Regions from separate parts of the Homo sapiens genome. Here regions 2, 3 and 4 are each linked to region 1. A link is a contact called in ENCODE Hi-C or POLR2A ChIA-PET data. All regions are on one chromosome and are shown on one strand. The core of a region is the stretch at or near the end of the contact, and the rest is flanking DNA. Distances in the headings are between cores, read along the strand shown.

Region 1 (2,543 bases), core at 18-2,517:
AGTGGTATGATCATAGCCCACTGCAGCCTCAACCTCCCGGGCTCAAGCAATCCTCCCACCTCAGCCTTCTGAGTAGCTGGGACTACATGTGCACCATGCCCAACTGATTTTTGTATTTTTTGTAGAGACGGGGTTTCACCACATTGCCCAGGCTGGTCTTGAGCTCCTGGACTCAACCAATCTGCCTGCCTCAGCCTCTCAAAGTGCTGGGCTTGCAGGCATGAGCCACCATGTCTGGTCTTTCTCTTTCTGTCTGTCTGGCTTGCTTGCTTGCTTGCTTGCTTGCTTGCTTGCTTGCTTGCTTGCTTGCTTCCTTTCTTCTGTTCTTCCTTTCACTGCTTCTCTTTTTTTTTTTTTTTTTTTTTGACAAACTCAGTCATAAAGTCTTTGGTGAATGAAAAAGAAAGTGAAAGATTAAAGGGAAGAGCAGTAACTGAAAAACAGGTGCCGTGGTGCACACTTGTAGTTCAAGCTACTTGGGAGGCTGAGATGGGAGGATTGCTTGGACCCAGGAGTTCGAGGTTGCAGTGAACTATGAAAAAAAAAAGATCACTGAAGATGGATCAGAAATGGCAGATTTATAGACCTATGTGAGGCAAAAAAAGAATGGAAAGAAAAGGAAGGAAGGAGGCCAGGCACAGTGGCTCATGTCTGTAATCCCAGCACTTTAGGAGGCCGAGGCTGGTGGATCATGAGGTCAGGAGATTGAGACCATCCTGGGTAACATGGTGAAACCCCATCTGTACTCAAAATACAAAAAAATTAGTCGGGTGTGGTGGTAGCGCCAGTAATCCCAGCTACTCGGGAGGCTGAGGCAGGAGAATCGCTTGAACCCGGGAGGCGGAGGTTACGGTGAGCCAAGATTGCGCCACTGCACTCCAGCCTGGGTGACAGAGTGAGACTCCCTCTCAAAAATGGAAAGGGAAAGGGAAGGGAAAGGAGAGAGGAAGGGAAGGGGGAGAGAGAGGAAGGAAGGAAGGAAGGAGGAAGGAAAGAAGAAAAAAAAAAGAGGTGATGAGCTGTAATCTCTAGTCAACAAAACCTGACTAGAATGTTGCCTGAGAACTTCTATAAAGGGTCCTGCAGGTTTTTTGAGGAATATGGGTCGGGTGGGGAGTAGCCCATCCTATGGAAATGATACTACTGTTCATATAACTGTTGCCTCTCAGCCATCTAGACTGCTGTTTGGGTGGGCGGGATGGAGAAATACTATTCTGTTAAAACTAAGAGCTTTGAAGTGGAGACAAACACAATCTGGTAGTATCACAGAGGCATTATTCACCCTGATGACTCACACTCTGGCTCCCACACAGCAGAGGCAAGAAGTAACATTAGTGACCTTGAAGATGTTGGCCAAGTATAGACCCAGCATTAAAACCTGAGTTCAAATGAACGTGTGTGTGTGTTTGTGTGTGTGTGTGTGTGTGTGTGTAGAGAGAGACAGAGACAGAAAGAGAGACTAAGAGAATACATGTTAAAGAGAATGTATGGTGAACAATTCTAAAAACCAGTATAAAAACTTCATATTGAAAGAGCTAACTCAACTAAATAATAAGTACTTACAAGGAAATAATCATTATGTGAGTGGGTCTCAGCTCAAAGCATTGATAAAGTTGTTCAGAGCGAGAACATTTAAAAGCATCATTGTTAGTGAGGAGGTAAATAGGAAACCCAGTCCCTATTCCTGGGCTCAAATCTCCCTCATCATTTCCATTCATCATGACTCTTTATGAATCCAGTTTGCTGAAAGTAATGTTTTCTGTGTTCCCAACCACACACTGCTCTATGTTCGGAGCCCTACAGACAAAATTCAAACAGATGCAGTCCCCAGGCCTTTGACAACATGCAATAGAAAGCAGACAATAATAAAAGAATGCATCGGAACCTACAGATGTGCAGGCAGCTGCACAAATGGCAAACAGAGTCATGACCTTAGACCAGATGGTCCCTGTGGCTTAGTAAAAAATTATCAACGTAGAACCCAGGCACAGTTTCAGGTTGATAGAGATAGCTAGTTCCTGGAATTGTACATTGAAACCTCAGAGAAAAATAAAAGCAAAACCAACCATGAAGTCATTTAAAGCTGACGAGAAGAGAGAACTTTAGGAGTTATGTACTAAACAGCTAGAATAGAAAGGGTTTCCAGTTACGGAGTTTGCCACATGGAAAAACCAGGGGATGATAGTGGAGCACACCATTGTAAACAGTGAAGAATCTCATTGGTCACCATGTTTGCATGGACAAAAGAAGAGGACTGGAGTGCAAGGGCTGTAGAGGATGGCTTAAAGGTAGACTTGAGACAAGTGTACTCAGAGTTTGTTTCTCGTTTAAGTTTCCAAAGGTTTTATGGTTATGTTTCGGGTTATATTTGTCCCTCAGCATTTCTTTTTTTTTTCTTTCTTTCTTTTTTTTGAGACAGAACCTCTCTGTGTTACCAGGCTGGAGTACAGATGCGCAATCCCGGCTCACTGCAACCTCCACCTCCCAGGTTCAAGCAATTCTCCTACCTCAGCCTCCCAAGTAGCTGGGACTACAGGCACATG
Region 2 (2,543 bases), core at 22-2,521, 490 kb before region 1:
TCCCAGTTCGAGCTTCCCTGCCACTTTGTTTACCTACTCAAGCCTCAGCAATGGCAGGTGCCTCTCCCCCACCCTCACTGCCGCCTTGCAGTTCAATCTCAGACTGCTGTGCTAGCAGTGAGCCAGGCACAGGATCTAATCTCCTGGTGTGCCATTTGCTAAGACCATTGAAAAAGTGCAGTATTAGGGTGGAAGTGACCCGATTTTCCAGGTGCCATCTGTCACGGCTTCCCTTGGCTAGGAAAGGGAATTCCCTGACCCCTTGCACTTCCCGGGTGAGGTGATGCCTCGCCCTGCTTCAGCTCACACTCCGTGGGCTGCACCCACTATCCAACAAGCCCCAGTGAAATGAACCCGGTACCTCAGTTGGAAATGCAGAAATCACCCATCTTCTGCATCGCTCACACTGGAAGCTGTAGACTGGAGCTGTTCCTATTCGGCTGTCTTGTAACCTCCCCGACTTGTGGCTTTTTCAATTATCCATTTCTCTTTTCAGAAGTGTGGAAGCACCACCAAGTAAGATCCCAGCATTTTCAAAAGATTTAGGACAGAAAATGGAAACATGATCAATAAAGGTTAGTTTCCAATGCTGAATCTAGCAATCAGGGGCTTAGGAAATTAATTTACATATTGAAGAGATATGATCTTCTGTTCATGCTGATAATGCAGGTTTTACTGGTTAAGCTCAGAATAGGTAAAAATAAAAAGTATTTGCTGGCCTGAAGAAAGAAGTCTGTGGGAAAGTAAAGATGTAAGAAGTGGGAAAGACATGCATTCATTTCAGTTAGAAATACCAGCAAAGAGAAAAAGGAGATAGAAATCATTGGAGGCAAGGGAATTGAGGGAACTCCTTCTAGATGGCTTCCACTTCAGCAGACTAGGAGTCATGGTTACATGCAGAAAATGATGTTGAAAAGCATGGAAATTTCATACATTCATGTTGGAAAATCTAAGAGGAGGTTATTAGGAGGTAGCTTTCTTCTTAAGACACTTTTAATATTTTTGACATTTTTTATCATTTTGCTTATACTCCATCCCGATTACAGTTCACCAACACCAGAGCTAACAGAGAAATTATAAACTTCCAGGGTAGTGTTTCTCAAAACATGGTTCCTAGCTATTAATGCAAGAATCTTTTAGGGAACTTGTTTATACAAAGACTTCTGAAACCCACCCAGGCCTATTCAACAGAATCTCTGGGGCCCAATGCCTGAGAATCTGCACCTTTACGAGTTGCTCAGGTGATTCTGAAGCAGCAAGCCAGCATTTGACGGGAGGCTGCTGTTTTAGAACCACTAGATTAGCTCATGTCTCATCCAGGTAGTCTCATGCATGACTATTCACCCACATCCTGTTTTTAATCAGTGGTTCTGTCTGTAGTTTTGAAACTCAGAATAAAATGTCACATATTGTGGTGAGGAAATAACAACCATGTCTTCAAATACAGCTGGTTGGGATCAGATCCCTACTCATTATCATTTTCTATGTTTTTCCTATTTTTAGTTTATACTTTTAAAATTTACTTACATCATTTATTGATAACCAAAAATGGTAGAGTTATTATAATTAAGCAATTTTTATAATAATAAATAGCATTGTCTAGCAAGCTCATTTCTTTTTTTTATTATTATACTTTAAGTTTTAGGGTACATGTGCACAACATGCAGGTTTGTTACATATGTATACATGTGCCATGTTGGTGTGCTGCACCCATTAACTTGTCATTTAACATTAGGTATATCTCCTAATGCTATCCCTCCCCCCTCCCCCCACCCCACAACAGGCCCCAGTGTGTGATGTTCCCCTTCCTGTGTCCATGTGTTCTCATTGTTCAATTCCCACCTATGAGTGAGAACATGAGGTGTTTGGTTTTTTGTCCTTGCAATAGTTTGCTGAGAATGATGGTTTCCAGCTTCATCCATGTCCCTACAAAGGACATGAACTCATCATTTTTTAAGGCTGCATAGTATTCCATGGTGTATATGTGCCACATTTTCTTAATCCAGTCTATCATTGCTGGACATTTGGGTTTGTTCCAAGTCTTTGCTATTGTGAATAGTGCCACAATAAACATACGTGTGCATATGTCTTTATAGCAGCATGATTTATAATCCTTTGGGTATATACCCAGTAATGGGATTGCTGGGTCAAATGGTATTTCTAGTTCTAGATACTTGAGGAATCACCACACTGACTTCCACAATAGCTGAACTAGTTTACAGTCCCACCAACAGTGTAAAAGTGTTTCTAGTGTAAAAGAGGATTGCTTCACATCCTCTCCAGCACCTGTTGTTCCCTGACTTTTTAATGATCACCATTCTAACTGGTGTGAGATGGTATCTCATTGTGGTTTTGATTTGCATTTCTCTGATGGCCAGTGATGATGAGCATTTTTTCATGTGTCTGTTGGCTGCATAAATGTCTTCTTTTGAGAAGTGTCTGTTCATATCCTTCACCCACTTGTTGATGGGGTTGTTTGTTTTTTTTCTTGTAAATTTGTTTGAGTTCTTTGCAGATTCTGGATATTAGCCCTTTGTCAGATG
Region 3 (2,543 bases), core at 31-2,530, 290 kb after region 1:
AAAACACAGAAGATATGCACCAATAAATGAAAGAAACATAGAATAAATGATGAGTGAAATTAAAAAGTGATGGAAAGCATTCTATTGAATATCCTAAGCTGTAGGTAAATAACAGGACACAGGAGTTGGCAAAATAAAAATGTAAGAATAAATTAAATATACATTATTCCTTTAAGCCTGTCTAATTAGTCAGTGAGTATGTCTTTGTAAGATATTTAATCATTTGAGAAGCTGGAAGAGAAATTGAATTACTGGAGAACAAATCTAGTGTCAGTTCCTTTTGAGAATAAGGAGCCATGAATGCTAAAAGCCAAACTGAGGCATGACATCCACGACCATGATACAGACTTGCTAGGATCATGATTTTGGAGGGACAGCACAGGCAGAAATAATGTTGGCTTTCAGAAATTATTTATCATGAACTGAAATTTAAAAGGCCACCCAGGCAGATCAGCATTTATTTGCCCAATTGCCTCTAATACATTCATTTATTCAGCACATTTATACAAAGTGCCATATATGTAAATGTATAACAATCATATTTCTGCAAAACAAACCAAAAACCCAGAGCAATTAGAAACACCTATCAAGTAGACAAAGGCAGAGCTTACATCTGGATTTTGAATACTTAGAGGCACCTGTCACTTGCCATCATATGAACTCACTAACAAAAGACATCTGCCATTTGATACTAATTGGGTAATTTGCACAGTGACTCTTGAACTCACAAATGGTTTATGGTAGATATAGTTTAACTCCACAATTAATATGTATTGCATTTAAAAAATCTTCATGAGGCCATATAATCATTTTAACAGTTGTGTAAGAAGGGAACTTTTGTTGAGGGTTTACCTCATAACATTGGAACCTTTCTTTAAATTCTTATGCTAATTTTGTTTGTAAAGCAAAATAATGCTTTTAAAAGTAAGAAAATGATAAGCATGGGTGATTAGTTTTATTGGAGAGGTTTTTTTCAGCTGAAAAATTCTCATAAGACACATAATTCCTGATGCCCAAGGTTTTCATAAATGTGTTTTCAGAATCACAAATACTAAAAGAGGCATTGCTTTAGTATTGAGCTTTAAAAAGACATGCTAATAAAATATACCACCGTGTTATCAAGTCATAATATTTCGGTCTAGTTCTATCTATTTTTAACTTCGGCTACTTATTGTGAGAACTGATTTTAATTGGTCCTCGTTTTTCTGGAGATAGACATCTGTATGATTATGATGATGGAACTGGGTTCCCTTCTTTAGCAGCACTGCTGAACCGAGAGGGCACTGAGACCACAAAAGAAACCACAGTCTTCTCCCTCAAACAAATGATTTAAGTAAATAAGATTAATAAAACATGGCTTCTCTAATGCTGTTTGAAAAATCCCCATTACATTCTCTTTCTTCCTTCCCAGATCTCTCAGAACTTCTGTAGAAAGCAAACATCAAAAGGACCAAAGGTTTTTGTAGTGATTCAGCCGCCCACAGCAAAGAAGTAAACCTTGATTTTCTTTCAGCCTAGGAAATGATCAGCGAAGAGGCTTCACAAACAGCCTCTTTAACATTTGAGGTTAAAAAAGAAAGTCAGTGGAGCAGAACAGTTATTTTCACAAACGCCTTCGGGGTTTTTTCTTCTACTTTTTAAGTAACCCTTCTAATCCCCCCAAGTAAAATATTTTCATTAGCTAAAGTTTTGGCTAGGCATTTTAAACATGCTTTAAAAAAACAAATGATAAAATATATTTATGTATTGGGTGTGACTTTTTCTAGTGCTTTTTTCCTTTGGCTTTCTCAAATGCTGATTTCCTCTGGCTATAGAGTTTCAACTAGCTTCTTTGGTGACTCTGCCAAGTCACACCTACCTTAGCAGTTTCCGTTTTGTCTCAGAATTCAGCTTTTGGAATTGAGCTCCGGAATCACTGTTCCTTTTTTTTCTTTGGAGACAGACAACTCTACAAAGCAGTTCACCCTAGAGTTCTGCCAAGTGAACCCTGGTGTTTGGATTTCAGGAGGAGAGCCCATCTCCAGTGCCTACTTGGGGAACTCTGTTACCTACCCTGTAGTTTTTTCAGGTGAGATGCCAAAGGTTATGTTCAAGAAAGGCAAAGAGAGAGAGATGTGTTGCTTTCATCAACACTCAGACAATAAAGTCAAAGATAGTAAAATTAATTAAATTAACAGGGAACCAACTTTACTGGAAAAGATAAAGCAATAAACTGGACAGAGATTCAGATGAACTTACAAATAATATGTAGATCACTGATAGCCCCCTCTTTTAAAGGAAACATGTATATATCTTCTCGCCAGCTTTATTCAAGTATGGACAGAAATAAACCTCAAGAAACCCTGTCTTTTCCCTTCCTACATTAAGCTAGAGATGTCCATATGGGTCTCTCTTTGGATATCTCTCTCAAAGGAAACAGAGAAATTGCTAGAGGAGGGTCGTGGGCCAGAGAATAAAACAGGCTTCCAACAACTCACGATTTGTAAACTTTAGTCGGATGTCTGGATTATAATTAAATCTAAAACTTGGAAAGCAGCTGGGGA
Region 4 (2,543 bases), core at 24-2,523, 270 kb before region 1:
CTATTAATGTCAAACAGATTGTCATCTGGGAAAACAAAATGCATCAAAATCAGCTTCGGACAAAACACAGCTCTATGGGAAAACACCAGATTTTTATGTGCAAATGTCTTCAATGTCTGATAGAAATTTTTAAAGAATGAGTTAGCAAAGAATCTGCTCCTCCTCTGCATAATCCAGGACAATGTAATGAAAATAGTTTTCGAGGTAAAGGGCTTTTAGTCACAGCATATTATGATTTTACCAAAGATGCATTTGCCCCACTTTCTAGTAAACATTATAAAGAAACGTCTGGCTTCTAGATTGGGTAGAGGGCTCTATTTAGCCTATCAAGGCACAGACCTGTTATAAACTCTGGGGCGCTTGCCAGAATTTTTTTCCCCAGGAACTCTGAGTAAAGATCGTACCTCGAAAGCAATGTGCGTTGCAAACCACACAGATTTAAGCTCCCACTCTCGCCTCCATAGCTTGGCATCTGCGGCTTTTGGGGTATTCCCCGCCTCCTAAAACTCAGACTAAATCACCACCTCCCACCACCACCATGCCACCATCCTTGAGCAGCTCTCAGGGGCTTAGCACAGAGCGCGTCCGACGCATACCTGCAGCCCTCCAGGTCCCTGCAGGGTGAACCCAGCTCCCAGCCATGCGCGCACCCACAAACGCTCTCCTATTTTCTCCGCTGCAAACTGCCCACAAATTAGTCACCCACCTCACCCCTACTACTTATTCCCCCACGTCCCTGCTGCCTTTTCCCTCTTCCGGGCGGCTTCGTCCCCAACACACCTGTCTACCCCTACGGCTGCCAGACGTCAGGTGCCCACGCTGCACCCTATCCCGCGCCCCCTCAATCCGACTGGCGCTTCCCTGTCCGCCCCGAAGGTCAGTTTGCTCGGAGCACCCCCTGTCCCCCACCCCCGTGCTCACCCGCAGACCTCCTCCCAGCTCCCACCCTCGCGGGCGTCGGGAGAGAAACCAGCACCGTACCTGGCGAGAGCTCGGCGGCCGCTGCGAGCAGCAGGAGAGCCTGGCGGAGCGCTGAGCAGAGCGCCCGGGTCATCGCCACCAGGCGGCCGCGCCGGGGCTGCGAGGCCCCAGAGCAGAGCGAGGCAGCCGGGGCAGCACGGCCCGCTTTGAAGTTCCCGGGCCGCGGGAGGGGAGCGCGGCACCGACACCCTTTTGAAGTGCGCGGTTGGCTCTAGTCAGTGTGGGCGCCCCCCTCCCCGGCCGCCCCCATCCCACGCCCCCTGCGGCTGGCGGTGCGCGGCGCTCCTGCCACTGGCCCCGCAGCCGGGCGGGGAGCGGGTGGTGGGGCGGGCGGCAGAGCCCGCCCCTGCCGCGCCTCCGCCCCCTGCGCCCTCTCGCAGCCGCCCGGGCCTGCTGCTGCAGGGCAGGCAGGCAAAGGCGGCCCTGTGCCCGGCAGTGAGATCGCCCAGAGCTGGGGCGAAGAAAGAGGGGGCGTGGGGAAGCAGTGCGGAGCCTCCGGGACTAGATACTCAGGAATGGGGCTTCTCACGGGAGGAAAAGCCCCACTGAGACTTTAGGGAAACTTCAACTACGCGGCGATTGCGCCCAGGTGATCCGCTCTATAACCTCCCGCAGAAGAGCCAGCCTCCTAGCTCTCCTGACGTTTGTTGTCCAGGGTCCTTAAGTCCAACCAGGTTGCGCTGTGAGAGCCCCGCGGGCTTCCTACTGGCTTGTCCCACCCCTGCGTCCTGGCCATTTGTGCCTCTGGGGAAGGGCGCCCTCTCTGTTCATCCCTGGAAATGACCAGTTGTCCGACTGCCTTCTGGACCTATAAGCTTTGGTTTAACAAACTTCATCTCTTCTTGGGTGCCTTTTGGGAACCCTTCCCTCTATGAATGGCGACCAAAGCTGGACCACCTGCGCCAGGTGATGTGGCCATCTACAATGTGTGACCCACGTCTGGTGGTAAAAGACCTCACCTATGGAAGATAATTTCGGCAGCTACAACTTCAGCAATTGAAGAACTAAGGGAACATACACACACACACACACACACACACACACACACACACACACACACGGATTAAGGGAAGGGGAAGAATTGTTTAAAGTAGTATATGAAAAACTTGTTTGAGTATTGTTTAATCCCTAGAGGCTAACTGTCAAACGGGTGCCTGAAAATATAAGGCCTGGATTGTGCCTGAAAATATAAGGACAACGGCAACATTACCAATTTATAGAAATTAAATTCAATTCACCTATGGAGCCTGAACATTAAAGTGAATGGGATTATTTCAATCTGAACAACGCGAAAAAGCAAGAATACAATACTGGTGTTATTACTACTGTTGGGGGTTCCTTGAAAAGTGATAGCGTCATAAAAATTGCTTTAGAGTAAAACATTTCTTGCTTCTTCACCTAGCTCAGGACTAAATTATATGCTAGGTGTTCTAAGTTCTATGAAAGACCTATGGTGAAATGTTGTATGTAATTGACTTTATTATCAAAGGATCACAGTATGGGAGATGAGATGGTTGTTGGACTTTGAGATGTGGGTGGCATCCTGAGGATCTTTTCTGCCA

What was found. Hi-C counts contacts between places; a loop is a spot of excess contacts on that map. ChIA-PET counts read pairs that join two places held with the same protein, here RNA polymerase II (POLR2A). Pooled maps may share reads with other maps.
Region 2: a map of CD4-positive, alpha-beta memory T cell shows a loop between it and region 1 (8-fold over the local background). The contact joins two enhancer-like sites. A Hi-C loop is called at or near these places in 2 of 168 maps with a recorded cell type or tissue (CD4-positive, alpha-beta memory T cell and naive thymus-derived CD4-positive, alpha-beta T cell), 4 of 37 single-sample maps with no recorded cell type and 9 of 50 pooled maps. POLR2A ChIA-PET finds 5 or more read pairs at or near these places in 7 of 52 experiments (CD4-positive, alpha-beta memory T cell, T-cell, activated CD4-positive, alpha-beta T cell and 4 more).
Region 3: a loop to region 1 is called in a map with no recorded cell type, with 19 times the contacts of the local background. The contact joins two enhancer-like sites. A Hi-C loop is called at or near these places in 1 of 168 maps with a recorded cell type or tissue (GM12878), 8 of 37 single-sample maps with no recorded cell type and 13 of 50 pooled maps. POLR2A ChIA-PET finds 5 or more read pairs at or near these places in 1 of 52 experiments (GM12878).
Region 4: a loop to region 1 is called in a map of CD8-positive, alpha-beta T cell, with 4 times the contacts of the local background. The contact joins the promoter of ACVR1C here to the enhancer-like site in region 1. A Hi-C loop is called at or near these places in 5 of 168 maps with a recorded cell type or tissue (CD4-positive, alpha-beta T cell, CD4-positive, alpha-beta memory T cell, CD8-positive, alpha-beta T cell and 1 more), 1 of 37 single-sample maps with no recorded cell type and 11 of 50 pooled maps. POLR2A ChIA-PET finds 5 or more read pairs at or near these places in 2 of 52 experiments (activated T-cell and naive thymus-derived CD8-positive, alpha-beta T cell).

Annotation. Positions count from the first base shown.
Region 1 is chr2:157,897,449-157,899,991 of GRCh38, forward strand. All of the region lies in intron 1 of LOC105373714 (a long non-coding RNA gene), which reads left to right. Among named protein-coding and RNA genes, the nearest start is that of ACVR1, 22 kb to the left of the region's middle. Within about 2 kb of position 1,268, at least 6 of the 41 ENCODE cell types and tissues checked have a DNase peak (open chromatin) inside an H3K27ac peak, as active enhancers do; they include CD4-positive, alpha-beta T cell and CD8-positive, alpha-beta T cell, where a contact is called at or near this core.
Region 2 is chr2:157,403,245-157,405,787 of GRCh38, forward strand. No RefSeq gene overlaps it. Among named protein-coding and RNA genes, the nearest start is that of CYTIP, 40 kb to the right of the region's middle. RefSeq lists silencers at 1,285-1,334, 1,365-1,464. Within about 2 kb of position 1,272, at least 6 of the 41 ENCODE cell types and tissues checked have a DNase peak (open chromatin) inside an H3K27ac peak, as active enhancers do.
Region 3 is chr2:158,189,876-158,192,418 of GRCh38, forward strand. All of the region lies in intron 11 of CCDC148 (coiled-coil domain containing 148), which reads right to left. All of the region lies in intron 3 of CCDC148-AS1 (CCDC148 antisense RNA 1), which reads left to right. Among named protein-coding and RNA genes, the nearest start is that of CCDC148-AS1, 24 kb to the left of the region's middle. RefSeq lists an enhancer at 1,501-1,660. Within about 2 kb of position 1,281, at least 2 of the 41 ENCODE cell types and tissues checked have a DNase peak (open chromatin) inside an H3K27ac peak, as active enhancers do.
Region 4 is chr2:157,627,591-157,630,133 of GRCh38, forward strand. It overlaps ACVR1C (activin A receptor type 1C), which reads right to left and starts at 1,274. Exons shown (of 9, transcript NM_145259.3): 1 at 982-1,274. The coding sequence starts at 1,054. RefSeq lists a silencer at 989-1,218.